Linked DNA regions of Homo sapiens: regions 2 and 3 are each linked to region 1. A link is a contact called in ENCODE Hi-C or POLR2A ChIA-PET data. All regions are on one chromosome and are shown on one strand. Each heading gives the region's core, a stretch centred on a gene start or an enhancer-like site at or near the end of the contact. The rest is flanking DNA. Distances are from core to core; before and after follow the strand shown. Region 1 overlaps MRPS27 (mitochondrial ribosomal protein S27). Region 2 overlaps LOC107986382 (a long non-coding RNA gene). Region 3 has its middle 170 kb from the start of CARTPT.

Evidence for each region. A loop is a pair of places that touch in the nucleus more often than their neighbours do. ChIA-PET counts read pairs that join two places held with the same protein, here RNA polymerase II (POLR2A). Pooled maps may share reads with other maps.
Region 2: a loop to region 1 is called in a map of cardiac septum, with 3 times the contacts of the local background. The contact joins two enhancer-like sites. A Hi-C loop is called at or near these places in 5 of 168 maps with a recorded cell type or tissue (PC-9, ascending aorta, cardiac septum and 2 more) and 9 of 50 pooled maps. POLR2A ChIA-PET finds 5 or more read pairs at or near these places in 1 of 52 experiments (MCF 10A).
Region 3: a map of esophagus muscularis mucosa shows a loop between it and region 1 (2.2-fold over the local background). The contact joins two enhancer-like sites. A Hi-C loop is called at or near these places in 1 of 168 maps with a recorded cell type or tissue (esophagus muscularis mucosa), 6 of 37 single-sample maps with no recorded cell type and 9 of 50 pooled maps. POLR2A ChIA-PET finds 5 or more read pairs at or near these places in 1 of 52 experiments (AG04449).

The regions. Positions count from the first base shown.
Region 1 is chr5:72,304,922-72,309,673 of GRCh38, reverse strand. All of the region lies in intron 2 of MRPS27 (mitochondrial ribosomal protein S27), which reads left to right. Among named protein-coding and RNA genes, the nearest start is that of MRPS27, 13 kb to the left of the region's middle. RefSeq lists a silencer at 973-1,262 and an enhancer at 1,313-1,562. Within about 2 kb of position 1,258, at least 40 of the 41 ENCODE cell types and tissues checked have a DNase peak (open chromatin) inside an H3K27ac peak, as active enhancers do; they include PC-9 and ascending aorta, where a contact is called at or near this core.
Region 2 is chr5:71,920,013-71,924,553 of GRCh38, reverse strand. LOC107986382 (a long non-coding RNA gene) reads left to right here. Exons shown (of 3, transcript XR_001742515.2): 2 at 1,385-1,453. Among named protein-coding and RNA genes, the nearest start is that of MAP1B, 190 kb to the left of the region's middle. Within about 2 kb of position 1,838, at least 4 of the 41 ENCODE cell types and tissues checked have a DNase peak (open chromatin) inside an H3K27ac peak, as active enhancers do; they include PC-9 and ascending aorta, where a contact is called at or near this core.
Region 3 is chr5:71,889,823-71,894,348 of GRCh38, reverse strand. No RefSeq gene overlaps it. Among named protein-coding and RNA genes, the nearest start is that of CARTPT, 170 kb to the right of the region's middle. Within about 2 kb of position 2,293, at least 3 of the 41 ENCODE cell types and tissues checked have a DNase peak (open chromatin) inside an H3K27ac peak, as active enhancers do.

The DNA.
Region 1 (4,752 bases), core at 9-2,508:
GTTTGGTGTCTTGGTGTTGGGTATAGTCAGTCACACAAATCCAGGGAACATTGTCATGGATACCTGAGTAAGCAGTAACTGTTTGCCAAATAATGAGTATAATAATCTGCAGCGGGGCAGCACGCAGTGGCACACGCCTATAATCCCAGCACTTTGGGAGGCTGAGGTAGGCAGATCAAGTCAGGAGTTCAAGACCAGCCTGGACAACATGGTGAAACCCCGCCTCTACTAAAATTACAAAATAGCCGGGCGTGGTGGCGCACACCTGTAATCCCAGCTACAATGGAGGCTGAAGCAGGAGAATCGCTCGAACCCGGGAGGCAGAGGTTGCAGTGAGCCAGAGATCACGCCGCTGCACTACAGCCTGGGCGACAGAGCTGACTCTGTCTCAAAAAAAAAAAAGTCTGCAATGAGTAAATATCACATAGAGACATTTGTTCCCTTTCCTCAGTTAAGACTAGTTTTCTTGGAAAAGCAGTACTAGCCACCATTTACTGAATTTTTCCTGCCACCGAGACAGCTGTCCCCTCTGCCTAGAATATCTTTGTATATCCTGAATCTCTCCAGTCAGAATCGATGTTTCCTGCCCTATATTCTTTCAGCACTTTGTGCCTTCCTTGTGTATGATGTGCTGAAGTCTGCACTTGGGAGGCCGACTTCTGGGTGTCAGTCCCAGTTCTGCGGCTTTCAGCTGTCACACTCGGTTTCTGTGCCTATAAATTAGAGATGATGGTAATGCCTGCCTCTCCGTCTGACATGCAGGTGCTTCAGAAATATGTGCACTGAGGAGTCCCTAAGCCCCTTGTTTTTAGCCCTCTATAAAACGTGTGAGGTGAAATAATGTTTTGGAACTCACACTGCTTGGAACAAAGAAAGCTTTTGAGACTTTTTCCTACTGTGTACTGGAAGGTAATTATTGCCGCTTTTTTCAAAATGGACATTGTTTTCGGTTTTACTCGACGACACTACTTGTTTTCCCTCATTTTTATTTGAGCGTTTGGGTTGAGCTACTGGCACTTAGCAGGGAGGCCGCATGGTAGGGAGAGCGCCCGTGGCTCCAGCTCTGGAGATGGGACAGTAGGTGGCAGTGTGGCCCCTGCGGGAATCCGCCGCCCCGCGGGTGGAACGCGGCGAGTGGGCGCGGGGCTGTCGGGTAGCGTGCGCGCGCAGGGCCGCGCCCAGCATGTGGAGCGCTGTGATTGGGCGCCGCCAGCCGGAGGGCCGTGAGGTGCTCAAAGCGGGCTCGCTGATTGGGGGACGGAGGAGGGCCGATATGAGGCTTTCGCCGCTCCCATCCCCATTGGAGATCGAGGCAGCAAGGGACACTGCGGCGTGTGGGTGTGGGCTTCATGTGCCAGAGCGCCGTCTCCCCTGAGCCGTGCCCTGCCGGGGAGTACGGCGAGAGAGAGGTTCTGGCCTCTCGGAGTGGGCTTGCGGTTCCGGTGCCCCCTCTCTTCGTCCTCGTGGCTGATTGTGCCAGAGAGCTCCTCGGGGAGGGCCCTAGCGTGAGGGCAGTTTCCCAGCGCCGGGGCCGCGGTGGACGCCAATGCAGCTGTCTAGGACCTGCGCCCGCGGTGCGTCCAGAGGGCCCCGGCGCGAACGTCAGAACGCCGCCCCGTTCCGCGCTCTCAGCAGCCAGCCAGGGCCGCTGCCAGTTCCACCGTGGAGAGGAGGAAACCGGGCGAGAGCCTCACTTTCCTTTCCGCCCAAAAAGCTTTCTCAGTGATTGCTGTAGTACCTGAGATTCTACCATAGGATCTTCCGCCTACATTAAAGTAGTCGATTTCTTCTTTAAAATACTTTTTTATTGGAGTATAATATACATACTGAAAAGTGTGCAAGTCGTAATATAGACATTGATGAATTACCACAAAGCGAGTAAACCTGTGTAGGAAGCAAGAGCATTCCTACCGCTCCAGAAGCCCTTATTGCGGCCCCCACTTAGTCTCTCCAAAGGTAACCGGTATCCTGACTTCTAACGCCACAGATTTTTTTTTTTTAGTGTTTTAACATTTGAAGGTGTAGACACCTTGGTATAAGGAGCCCCCTTTACCCATCACCTGGCTTCAACAATTATCAGCTCTTAGTCTTTATTTTATCTTTATTACTGTTTCCCCATCCCGATGCTTTGGATAATTTTGAAGGAGATCCCAGGCAGTAAGTCATTTCATCCGTAAATATTTTGATACAGATCTCCAAAAGACAAGGGTGCTTTTCAATACCATTATCACACCTAAAATATTAATAGGGTTGTAAATATCACGAAATATCCAGTTAGTGTTCAGATATCCCTGATACTCTCTTTCTTATTTTATTTTATTTTCTTAGAGCCTTGCTCTTGTCGCCCAGGTTGGAGTGCAATGGCACGATCTCAGCTCGCTTAAACCTCCTCCTCCCAGGTTCAAGCGATTCTCCTGCCTCAGCCTCCCGAGAAGCTGGGATTACAGGCGCCCGCCACCATGCCCGGCTAATTTTTGTATTTTTAGCAGAGATGGGGTCTTGCCTTTTTGGTCATGCTGGTCTCGAACTCGTGACCTCGTGATCCGCCCACCTCGGCCTCCCCAAGTGCTGGGATTACAGGCGTGAGCCACCGCTCCTGGCTCAGGTATCCCTGATACTCTCAAATTTTTTTTTTTATGATTTGGTTGAATCAGGATTCAAATAAAGCCTCGTATAATACAATTGGTTGCTATGTGCCCCCGTTAACTCTTTCTGAATCTTTTTAATAGAAACATACAGAAGTAGAGAGAGTAGAATAAACCCCTGTGTACTGTCACCCAGCTCCAGCAATTATCAATTCCCTACCAGTGTTGTTTCATCAACTCCCCACCTGTTCACCAGATTACTTTTTAACAAACTTAATTATCGGGGTTTTTTTATATGTACTTTGATATGTACCTCTAAAAGATAAGGATTTTTAAAAACGTAATTAATCATACTATTCTAAAAAACTAGTACTTCTGTAATATTAAATATTCCATTAATGTTCACATTTTCCCAAATGTCTTATAAATTTCTTTTTAATTTAGTTTGTTGAAATGTGATCTAGATAAGGTCCATACCTTGCAATGTGTTGAGTTGTCTCAACTATCTTAGTTTGTAAGTTTTTTGCAATTTATTTATTGAACAAAACAGGTCTTTTTTGGAGTTTCCCACATTCTAGATTTGCTGATTTCATCCTTATTGTGGTGTTTAGCGTGCTCCTCTGCCTTCCATATGTCTTGTGAAACTGGTAGTTGGAGAAAGGGGCTTGATCAGATTCAGGACTTTTTATTTTGTCTTTTGGTATAAATACTTCATAGTAAGTGTTTACTTGTGTCAGTAAGCACACAGCATTTGATTGCCCCTCTGCGAAGTTAAAGGCCATTCATGATCTTTACTTAGATTTGTTATTTCATTTGAAGCTGCATACTATTGCTGTTTAAATTTTATCATTTCTTTTCATTTATTATCTAGGAAATTTTTATGACAGAACTTCCATTCATCAACAGTTTACTTACCCTGAAATAGTTTGTATATGAGTTAGCTTTCAAAATAACTTGCAAAAATGATGAATGAGGACTTCTTAAAATGTCATTAAGAACTCATAGATTTAAATAATTGAGACATTTTAATCCATTGCTGTTGATACTTTTATTGATAGGGCCATAGTTCAACTGTGCTCTGTAGAGCCCTGGGCTTTCCTACTTCAATCAGATTTCAACTTTTGATTGTTTCTGTACTGGGCTTCCCTTTGGCTAAAATAAACACTGAGTTAAAGCATTGTCTCTGGAATTCCTCCACTAACTTGCTGATTTGTTGGGGAGGTACAGGGTAAAAGTTATCAACATTTACTAGTTAACAGAATAGGATCCACTGTGAACAGGACTCAGGAGAAAACCACTGGGGAACTGGGTAGGGTGTTGGTAGGAGGGCAGGCCTCATGGGGAAGCTCCTTGAGTTCCATGAGAGGAAGTTTTCTTGAGTCTTTCTGACAAGGAGCGAGCACTCAGGTGACTTGAGCTGAATTCAGGATTCATGAGCCCTACTGGATTAAATATTTTATTTGTGATTTTTCACATCACAAAGTATAGGACACATTTTGGTTTGGGTTACTGTTTTGCTTGTTTGTGTTGGTTTCTCTTGGTTTGTTGGTTTGTTTTCTGTTGGTTTGTTTTTGGAGAACCTCCTTTTTGAATCCAAAGAGTATTTCCTTGACACATTTGCATTCAGGTCTGTCTCTTACAGACACTTCTTCCATTTTAGCTGAGATTTAGTTTTGCTGTGTCATTTCAGCTGTAGAGGCCTTTGGCTTTTTGCATGAATATTTCAGATCCTGCTCTTGAGGCCTGATGGAGATTTTCTGAAGTCTGCTTTCTTAACTTTTGTCAGTTCTGTATTTGCATCTCTGTGGCATCTATTCATTTTCCAGTTTCCATATTTGCCAAGTTCTAGAGATGGGTCTGACTTGTGCACATCACCGTTCTTTAGTCTCATTAATATATATGTACACAAAGCTTGATTTCATGTTTTTCCTTTATTGGATTTATTTATGTTAAAGCTTCTGGTGACAGACAAATAGAAGGAAGTCTAAAAATCTATGTCCAAATTGGTTGCTAGGCTAGTTTTCCATACTTCCTTCTGTATATTCAATGCATGATATATGTCATGTGTCCTCGTTTTTCTTTTAAAATGTGGGAAACAAAAACAGTTTCAGCCTGTATTTTTCAAGATCAGTTCTTCTAGGAAGGACAATAATAATCTGTACCTGTT
Region 2 (4,541 bases), core at 589-3,088, 390 kb after region 1:
ATCAGCTGTTTTTTATGTATACTAAAGCTCAACAACAACTTCACTAGAGGCCAAAGAAAGGAGAGCAGAGTGAGATTTGGTGGCTGAAATGGATTGAAAAATCAAAGCCTACCCATTTCTCTGTACTACTGAATCACTATGAATTGAAACTCTGCCAATTACAAAGGAATACTTCAGCCTGGGTCAGAAGGCAGTTGAACATTAGAAGAAACAAGACTCCTGTTGAAGTATTTAGAGAGAAAGTTCTAGGGCTCAGTTGTAGAACTAGAACTTCTTGCTGACCTTATAATAGTCATTATTGCATTCTCTTCTTAAACCATCTGCATTTAGTAGGAAGATAACTCATGCTCTGTGATAGATACCAGGGCATCTGACAGTGAAAAGATGAGTTTTGAAGCCCAGCAGGTCACATTTGAGTACTATGTCTTCTACTTAATAGTCAACTGATCGTGTTCAACTTGCTTAACTATATATGCGAAATGAAAATAATAACACTAACTTTGATATTTGAGAACATCAAGTGAATAAATAGTATCTATAAAGCACCTACTGCATATTGGTTGTGCAACCTACATTCCTTTCTCTCCTTCCCTAAGGAAGATGTACTCCCAAGTATTCACCATTCTTCCCATTCCTTGGAAATTCTTAAGGAAAACTTCCCATCTAGTTTAGCTCAGTACAAAACTGCTGAAAACAGCCAAAGATCCAGGACAAGAAGGACTGATTCTGTCTTAAGGGGAATTCTAATTTATTGACTTCAATTAATTATGCATTACCTGTTCAAATCAATTGTTGCTTTGTCATAACTTCAGAATGAATAATGATCTGAAAATTAGAAACTTCTCTGTTTTGAAATGTATCCTGGAATTCTTTTCAAAAAAACCTGGTTTTGGAATATGAAGGCTATGGGATTTTGGAATTTCCTTCATACAATTTTGTTTCTTTTGAATAATATTTTAATCTTTGCAAGTACAGTGTGGATTATAGTGGAGTACCCTGGGAATCTGTATCCTTAACTACAGAACTACCCTTAATTCTAGTTCTGTTTTTCAACTAACATTGCTTACTCATTGGCAATCAAGGGCGCTAGCTATCTACCTACACATCTACCATGAGCTACATAACATCTAATTTGAATTGGTAGGTCACTACCTCCAAGCTCCAGCAACCCCTTCATACTCCTTCCAACACTTGTTTTGGCAGAACTATTCTCAGAACTCTCATGGAAAGCTTTAGTGGACTCAATAAGGAGTTTTGGTTTGTGTTCACATCTTGTATGTACGTAATATATTTACTGTTTTGGTCAGTTAAGGCTGCTATAACAAATTATCATAGACTGGTACAACAAACATTTATTTTATCAAGAAACATTTATTTCTTACAGTTGTGGAGCCTGGCAAGTCCAAGATAAAGGAGCCAGCAGATCCAGTGTCTGGCGAGAGGTTACTTCCTGGTTTGTAGATATCTGACTTTTCATTGTATCTCACATAGAAGAGCAAAAAATAGCTAGCTCTCTGGCCTCTTCTTATACTGGCCTGAATCCCATTCATGAGGATTCCATCCTAATGACCTAATGACCTCCCAAAGGCCTCTTCTCCAAATACCATCACATTAGGATGAGCTTTTTATCATATGAATTTGGGAGGAAAAAGGGGAGACAAAAACATCCAGTCCATTGCAGACTCCTTGGAGGGTAAGCCCTAGGAATAGAATCTGAGGGTGGAGCATGCTGCCAAGCCCTATTGTGTGAGAAACAAGGCCTGGAGTGTAATTTTTTTCAGCCTCTGTTGTTGGAGGGATAGTAATGGTGTGACTCACACAGGAAATATCAAGGTGCTATACAAGGGTGAAAAAGCTTAGCAACTTCCTAGTCATCACTATTGCAGAAAGAGGGCAGCTAGAGGGCTCTGGTAAGCTAGTTATATTCATTAACAGCCAGCCATTTTTGTATTAATACATAATATTTTACATATTTATGGAGGTATATATGATATTTTGTTACATGCATAGAAAGTGTAATGATCAAGTCAGGGTATTTGGGGTATCTGTTACCTTGAGTATTTATCATTTCTGTATGTTGGGGATATTTCAAGTTCTCTCTTCTAGCTACTTTGAAATATACAATACATTGTTGCTAACTACAGTCACCCCGCTCTGCTGTCAAACATATAAACATATACCTTCTATCTAACTGTATGTTTGTATCCATTAAACAACCTCTCATCATCCTCCCCTCCCACCCACACCCCATTCCAGCCTCTGGTATTTATCATTCTACTCTCTGTCTCCATGAGATCAAATTTTTTAGCTTTCACATATGAGAGAGAACATACAAAATTTATTTTTCTGTGTCTAGCTTATTTCACTTAACATAATGGAACTCCAGTTCCATCCATGTTGCTCAAAATGACATAGTTCCATTCCTTTTCAATGGCTTAATAATATTCCACCTTGTACATATAACACTTTTTTTTATTCATTTGTCCATTGATTGACATTTAGGTTAATTCCATATATTTGTTATTATGAATAGTGCTGCAATAAACATGTGAGTATGGGTATCTCTTTGATATACTGATTTATTTTCCTACAGATAAATATCCAGTAGTGGGATTACTGGGTCATATGGTAACTCTGTTTTTACTTTTTGAGAATCTTCATACTGTTTTCCATAGTGGCTGTACTAATTTACATTCCCATCAACCATGTATAAAAATTTTCTCTTCTCTGCATCATCTTACTAGCACTTGTTTTTTTTTTTTTGTCTTTTTAATAATAGCCATTCTAACTGGGATGAGATGATATCTCATTGTGGTAGATATCACATTTGATTTGCATTTCCCTGATGATATATATATGCCTAACATCACTTAGTTGTTTGAGTTTCTGACATAACCTGGGTATTAGTTCCTTGTCTGATGAAGAGTTTGAAAATATTTTCTCCAATTCAGTAGATTGTCTCTTCACTCTGTTGATTGTTTCCTTGCTGTGCAGACACTTTTTAAATTTAATATAATCCCATTTTTTCTATTTTTGTTTTTGCTCCCTGTGCTTTTGAGGTCTTAGCGATAAAATCTTTGCCTAGACCAATGCCATAAAGTGTTTTCCCTATGTTTTCTTCTATTAATTTTATAGTTTCAGTCTTATGTTTAAGTCTTTAATCCATCTTGAGTTGATTTTTATATATGGTGAGAGATAGGAGTCTAGTTTCATTCTTCTGTATATTGATATCCAGCTTCCCATGTCCTCTCCTCAATGTATGTTCTTAGCACCATGGTTGAAAATCAGTTGTCTAGAAATATGTGGATTTATTTCTGGATTTTCTATTCTCTTCCATTGGTCTATGTGCTTGTTCTTATATCAATACCATGCTGTTTTGGTTACTATAGTCTTGCAATATATTTTGAAGTCAGGTAGTGTGATGCCTCCAGCTTTGTCCTTTTTGTTCAGGATTGCTTTGACTATTCAGGTTCTTTTTCAGTTCCATACAAATTTAAATTTTTTCTCTATTTCTATGAAAAAAATGACATTGGCATTTTGATAGGGCTTGGATTGAATCTATAGATATCTTTGGGCAGTATGGTCTTCCTAATGATATTAATTCTTTTGATCCATGAGCATGGGATGTTTGTGCCCTCTTCAATTTATTTTATCAGTGTTTTGTAGTTTTCCTTTTAGAGATCTTTCACCTCTGTTCCATGGTGGGCAGGCCTATGCAAACCTGCCCCCAAAGTCCATGGAAGCTGACAGACAAAAGAAGGAGACTGATAAATCCAGTTTCTTAGAAAGAAACATTTAATCATGACTTATGAACAGAAGTTATGTCTATGTCTTAGGTGGCAGCAAGACAAGGTGGTGGATCCCTGCCCTTATCCAGATTCAGGGGTTATATACCATAGGAAACTGGTACATGTGATTTGGAAGGGATATGTAGGGCAATTGAGGTACAATGACATCAAGGTTGCTTTGACCTAAGGGCAGGATTTATGTTAAGTGTCTGCTCTTACACAAGGAATAATAGATAAACTGGAAATCTTAGAGGCCTTCTTGGAACTGGGGTTAATGAGAAGTCAACATGGCTGATTAGCAACCAAGATGGAGTTGCTTTCACCTCTACAACCTCCTTGGTTAAATTTATTCCTAGGTGGTTTTTTTGTAGCCATTGTAAATGGGATTGACTTCTTGATTTCTTTCTCAGCTAGTTTATTATTGGTATATAGAAATGTCACTGATTTTTGTATGTTGATTTTGTATACTGAAACTTTACTGAATTTATTTATCAGATCTAAAAGTGTTTTTGGTGAAAACTTTAGGTTTTTCTAGATGTAAAATCATGTCATCAGCAAAGACGGACAATTTGACTTTCTTTTTTCTAATTTGGATCCCTTTTATTGTTTTCTCTTGCCTGATTGCTCTGGCTAGAACTTCCAGTACTATGTTGAATAGGAGTAGTGAAAGCGGGCATCCTTGTCCTGTTCCACTTCTTGTGGGAAAGACTTTTTAGTTTCTCCCCATTCAATTTGACATTAGCTGTGGGTTTG
Region 3 (4,526 bases), core at 1,044-3,543, 420 kb after region 1:
AGTAGCAGCTGGCTGCACAGAGGCGACAGGTGGAGCTATCAGCTCCAGAGGAAACCACTTCTCTCCACCGATGTGGGGCAGTGAATGTGGAGGGTGGGGTGGGCAGCCTTGCCGTCTGGCTGAGTTTCTCTCAGGAAGTGCAGCTCACCTGGGGGTCCCTCCTGACTGTGGTCTCCAGCCCTCCCTGTCAGAAGAGAGAAACATCTACCTGGCAAAGCTGTCAGCTGCAGTTAGAATGAACCATCTTCAAACTCCAGCAGCCCCTAGCTTAAATGTTACTTCCTCAGGGAGATGTCTTCATCATCTGGATCAGCAGGTCTGAATTGTGGTGGCCCATTCCAATCCCAGAGGGCTTTAAAAAACAATGATGTCTGGGCTCCTTCCCTTCCCTGGTAAATCAGAATCTCTGGGATTGGCCAGGGTTAGAAACCACTGTTCCAGACAAAGCTCATTCCCTTACCCACCATCCATTCCCACTCCTGGGTTCACATCCCACTTGTCATTTTTACCTGGATGGCTGCGTTAGCTGCTGACCTGTAACCTCCATGAGAGTGGGGGTTGCAGCATGCCCTCCTCTCCAGCACTTGACATGGTTCTTCACACTCAGCAGCAATTCAAAGAACATTTGGCAAATAAGATCAAACAGTGATGACTTGGCATTCAGGACTTTTTCTCAAAAAAATTCAAAATACTTTTACATGGAAAATTGTTTGCATGTGTATTTCATAATCGAAAAACACATTCATAAGCAGCTTATGCAACTCTTACATAAACCTTGTGCGATAAATACTATCACCTAGCTTTGAGACCTTACTCAAGCTAATTAAACTCAACCTCAGTTTCCTCATCTTTAAAATAGGAATAATAGTACCTCCCTCTTAAGGTTATTAAGAAGAATAATTGAAATAACCCTAACACTTAGCACATTGCCTGGCCCACAGTGAGGGTTCAAGAATATTAGCTATTATTGTTGATAATTCACCTCATGTTACAGAAGGTAAACTGAGACTCAAATAGGCAAAGTGCCTTGCCCAAGATCCCACAGGGTTAGGACCCAAACCAATGTCTTCTGACTCCCAATTGTGTATTCTTTCACATTCCAGTTGAGAATGTTTTTGTAAGCTAGGATCTACAATATCAGCCTAGTTTTCCAGATGGGAAAATTCACCACTGAGAGAGGTGAATCAGCACAGTGCATTGGATTAGGCATGAATGGATGTTCCTCTGCTCTGGCATGGGCTAAGAGTGGGCCTTCATCCAGCCCCATTTTCTCCCTGTGCCTCATTTTCTGCCTCTGTAGACTTGAGAGGCTGATCAGGTGATCATGAGTTCTTCTCCAACCCTGACTATGTGAGATGTGTCCAGTGATCCTCTGCATGGTGTGTGGGTGCTCTGCTCCTGCCCCTGGGCAGAGCAGCCTCCTTCCTCCCACAGCATCCACGCTGAGCCCAAAGAGAGGAGATCATAAATCATCCCTCCCTGCCCATAATGCCTTGCTTTTGAAGGAGCCAGGGAAAGATGAGGCTGCCCCTGGGACCACAGGCCCAGCATGTGACGCCCTCCCCCTGCCCAGGCTGCTACATTCATTATGCACATCCTGAGTGAGGAAGCTCTGGGGAGCCCCATTCCAGGAGATGACAGTCTCAGGTTCTTCTTCGAGAGCATTCTACAAGGTAGTAAATAGACACTAATGAGCCTCTGGCTTCTTAATGTGCCGAAGTGTCTCTCTCACTGGTTTTGCCAGTCACGGAGCATCATTCTTCCAGGAAAAGCAGCTCTGGCCTTCCTCAAGTCCAAAAAGAAAAGAAACTAGGCAGAGAGTATATTAAAAACCAGGTAGAAAAAAAGAAAAACATGACCCTGAAACCACACCAATTTGGTGATTTTTTTTCTTTTTGCTGTCCTAGGACTTTTTTAAATATTGAGGAGGTATGACATTTCCAGGGAGAAAACACACACAACAATTTTTTTGTTTTCATTCAGGCAGGAATTAACAAAGAGGTAAATTGCCTCCACTTTTGGCTGTTATCTTTTCTGCTGCCTTGAGCATCTAAATTGTGAACAGGGAAGAGTAGCCAGAAAAGGCCAGCACCTGTGGACAGGCAGGAACCTTTGAGCTGACCCAGGCCACTGAGAGTCACAGGCCTGAGAGCTAGAAGCTGCTCACCTAGATGAGATGACTGGAACAGCCTGTCCCTCTCACTTGAGGTCACATGTAAGTCAGCACATGCCTAACATTCCTTCCCCTCAGCCTCCCTGTACTGCACAGGACTGTTGATGGCCTGCCTCTGGCCAGGCACGAGCTGCTTCCCTTATCCATTCACGCCCATCATGAGCCAAGTATTCAGAACAGGATATCCACCCTACGTCTCATTGCCAACCAGAGGCTTTAGCATTTTGCCTGGTAATTCATTATCTCATCCTCACGCATCCAGTGACAGATCCTCACAGGTCCCAGAGCAGTGAGGAAGAATGGCTACCCTTTACAGAGCACCTCCTCTATGCCAGGTTCTTCACATACCTTCTGTCATCCATTCATTCTGCAAATATCTACTAAATCCCTGCTATGGGCCAGGCATTATGCTATGCTTGGTACTGGGGATACGATACTGAGTAATTTAGACAAATCCCTTACCCTTACAGAGTTAATAGACCTTATCTCAGATCTTCTCAAGAAATCTATATGGGGGATATTATTATTCCCATTTTACAGATGTGAAAACTGAGGCTTAGAGAGATTAAATAATTTGCCCAAGATCACATAGCCAAAAAGAAAGTCAAGATTTGAACCTAGATCTATTTTTACCCAAAATCTGTGTCATTTTTACTATACCACATTATTTTTTAGCAAATATAGGAAAGTGGGTCTCTTGATCCTGCATTTTTGGGGCTTTACTCACTGAATTTTACACATTGGAATGCATGTCTTAAGTTTCTTTCTACCTGGTGCCTAGCACAACATGCTGCATAACAGGCACCTAATTAGGTGGATGAATTAATTTAATATATTAACTCACTGTGAGCCCCAGACCAGTCACCTGCCCTTCTCATCTTCCTCTCTAGCCACCTCTCCCTCTTCACAGCCATGGGTGTAGGCTCGCCTGCACCCTCCACACCAGCTTCCTCACATGCCATTCACTCCTCACCCCACCAGAGATGCTTTCTACAAGACAGCCAGAAACTTCTTTGTCATTAAATCCAATGGGTGCCTTTCCACACTCATCTTCCTCATCCTTTCACAACATGTGACTCCTGGGAATTCTGCTGCCCAGGCTGCCAGGACTCCTACATCTCTGGCTGTTCCTCCTTGGTTCCTTTTTAATTACTCTTCCATTGCTTCTCAATAAATACAGTTTCCCTGGGGTTTTGGTGCCGGCTTTCTCCTCTCCTCAACTCTTGGTTTCTTTTTTTCCTTTTGAGATGGAGTTTCGCTCTTGTTGCCCAAGCTGGAGTGCAATGGCATGATCTCGGCTCACTGCAACCTCCGCCTCCCAGGTTCAAGAGATTCTCCTGCCTCAGCTTCCCAAGTAGCTGGGATTACAGGCACGCACTACCACTCCCGGCTAATTTTTTGTATTTTTAGTAGAGACGGGATTTCACCATGTTGGTCAGGCTGGTCTTGAACTCCTGACCTCAGGTGATCCACCCGCCTTGGCCTCCCAAAGTGCTGGGATTACAGGCATGAGCCACCGCGCCCAGCTCTCCTCAACTCTCTACTTTCTCCCTGGGCAACCACACTCCCACTCAGCTCTCTCAAATCTCTATCTCACCCAACATTTAGATGGTGAGCCTGAACTCAAGGCACCCTCCCACAAGGCTGTCCTCTTTCCTACGTTACATGCAAGAATTAGTGACATCCTTGTCACTCAGACACTGAAGCCTCCTCCTTCTCCCTCACCTCCACATTCCATCTAGCAACAAGCCTTGTCCATTCCACTCCTCAGGCATGTCTTGAACTGTCTCCTTCTCTCTTTCACGACCACTACCTAATGCTGGGGCTTCGTCATTGTGTCCTACCATCACTGCGACAGCCACCGACTGATCCCATTTCCCTCAGTGAGTCTGACCTCCTTCAGTCCAGCCTCCACCCTGAAGCTGGAAGAAGCTTTCAAAAACTACAAATCTGTTCATCACTCTCCTGCTCTAAATTATCTTAGAGGATTTCCCCTTGGTTCAAACTCATTACCATGGCTCCTAGGACTTTTGACGATCCTACCCCTGCCCACCTTTCTGGCATCATTTTTTTTCACCCTCCACCTCCATCCTGCATGCTATGCTCTGACTGTACTAAAACAGGTTGCAGTTCCCATACCATGCCAAACTCTCCACCCCAATATATCTCTGTACTTGCTGTTTCTTCTACTTGTAAAGCCTTCTCTGACCGCCTTTATCCTTCAGGATTCAGTTCAGTCTCATCTCCTGTAGGAAGACTTCCCTCGACCTTCAGTCCTAGAAGAGGGGCTGTCCTCTGGGCTCTCATCCTTCTCGTGCATTCCTTTCTCATAGCATCTAACACTCTGCTCTAT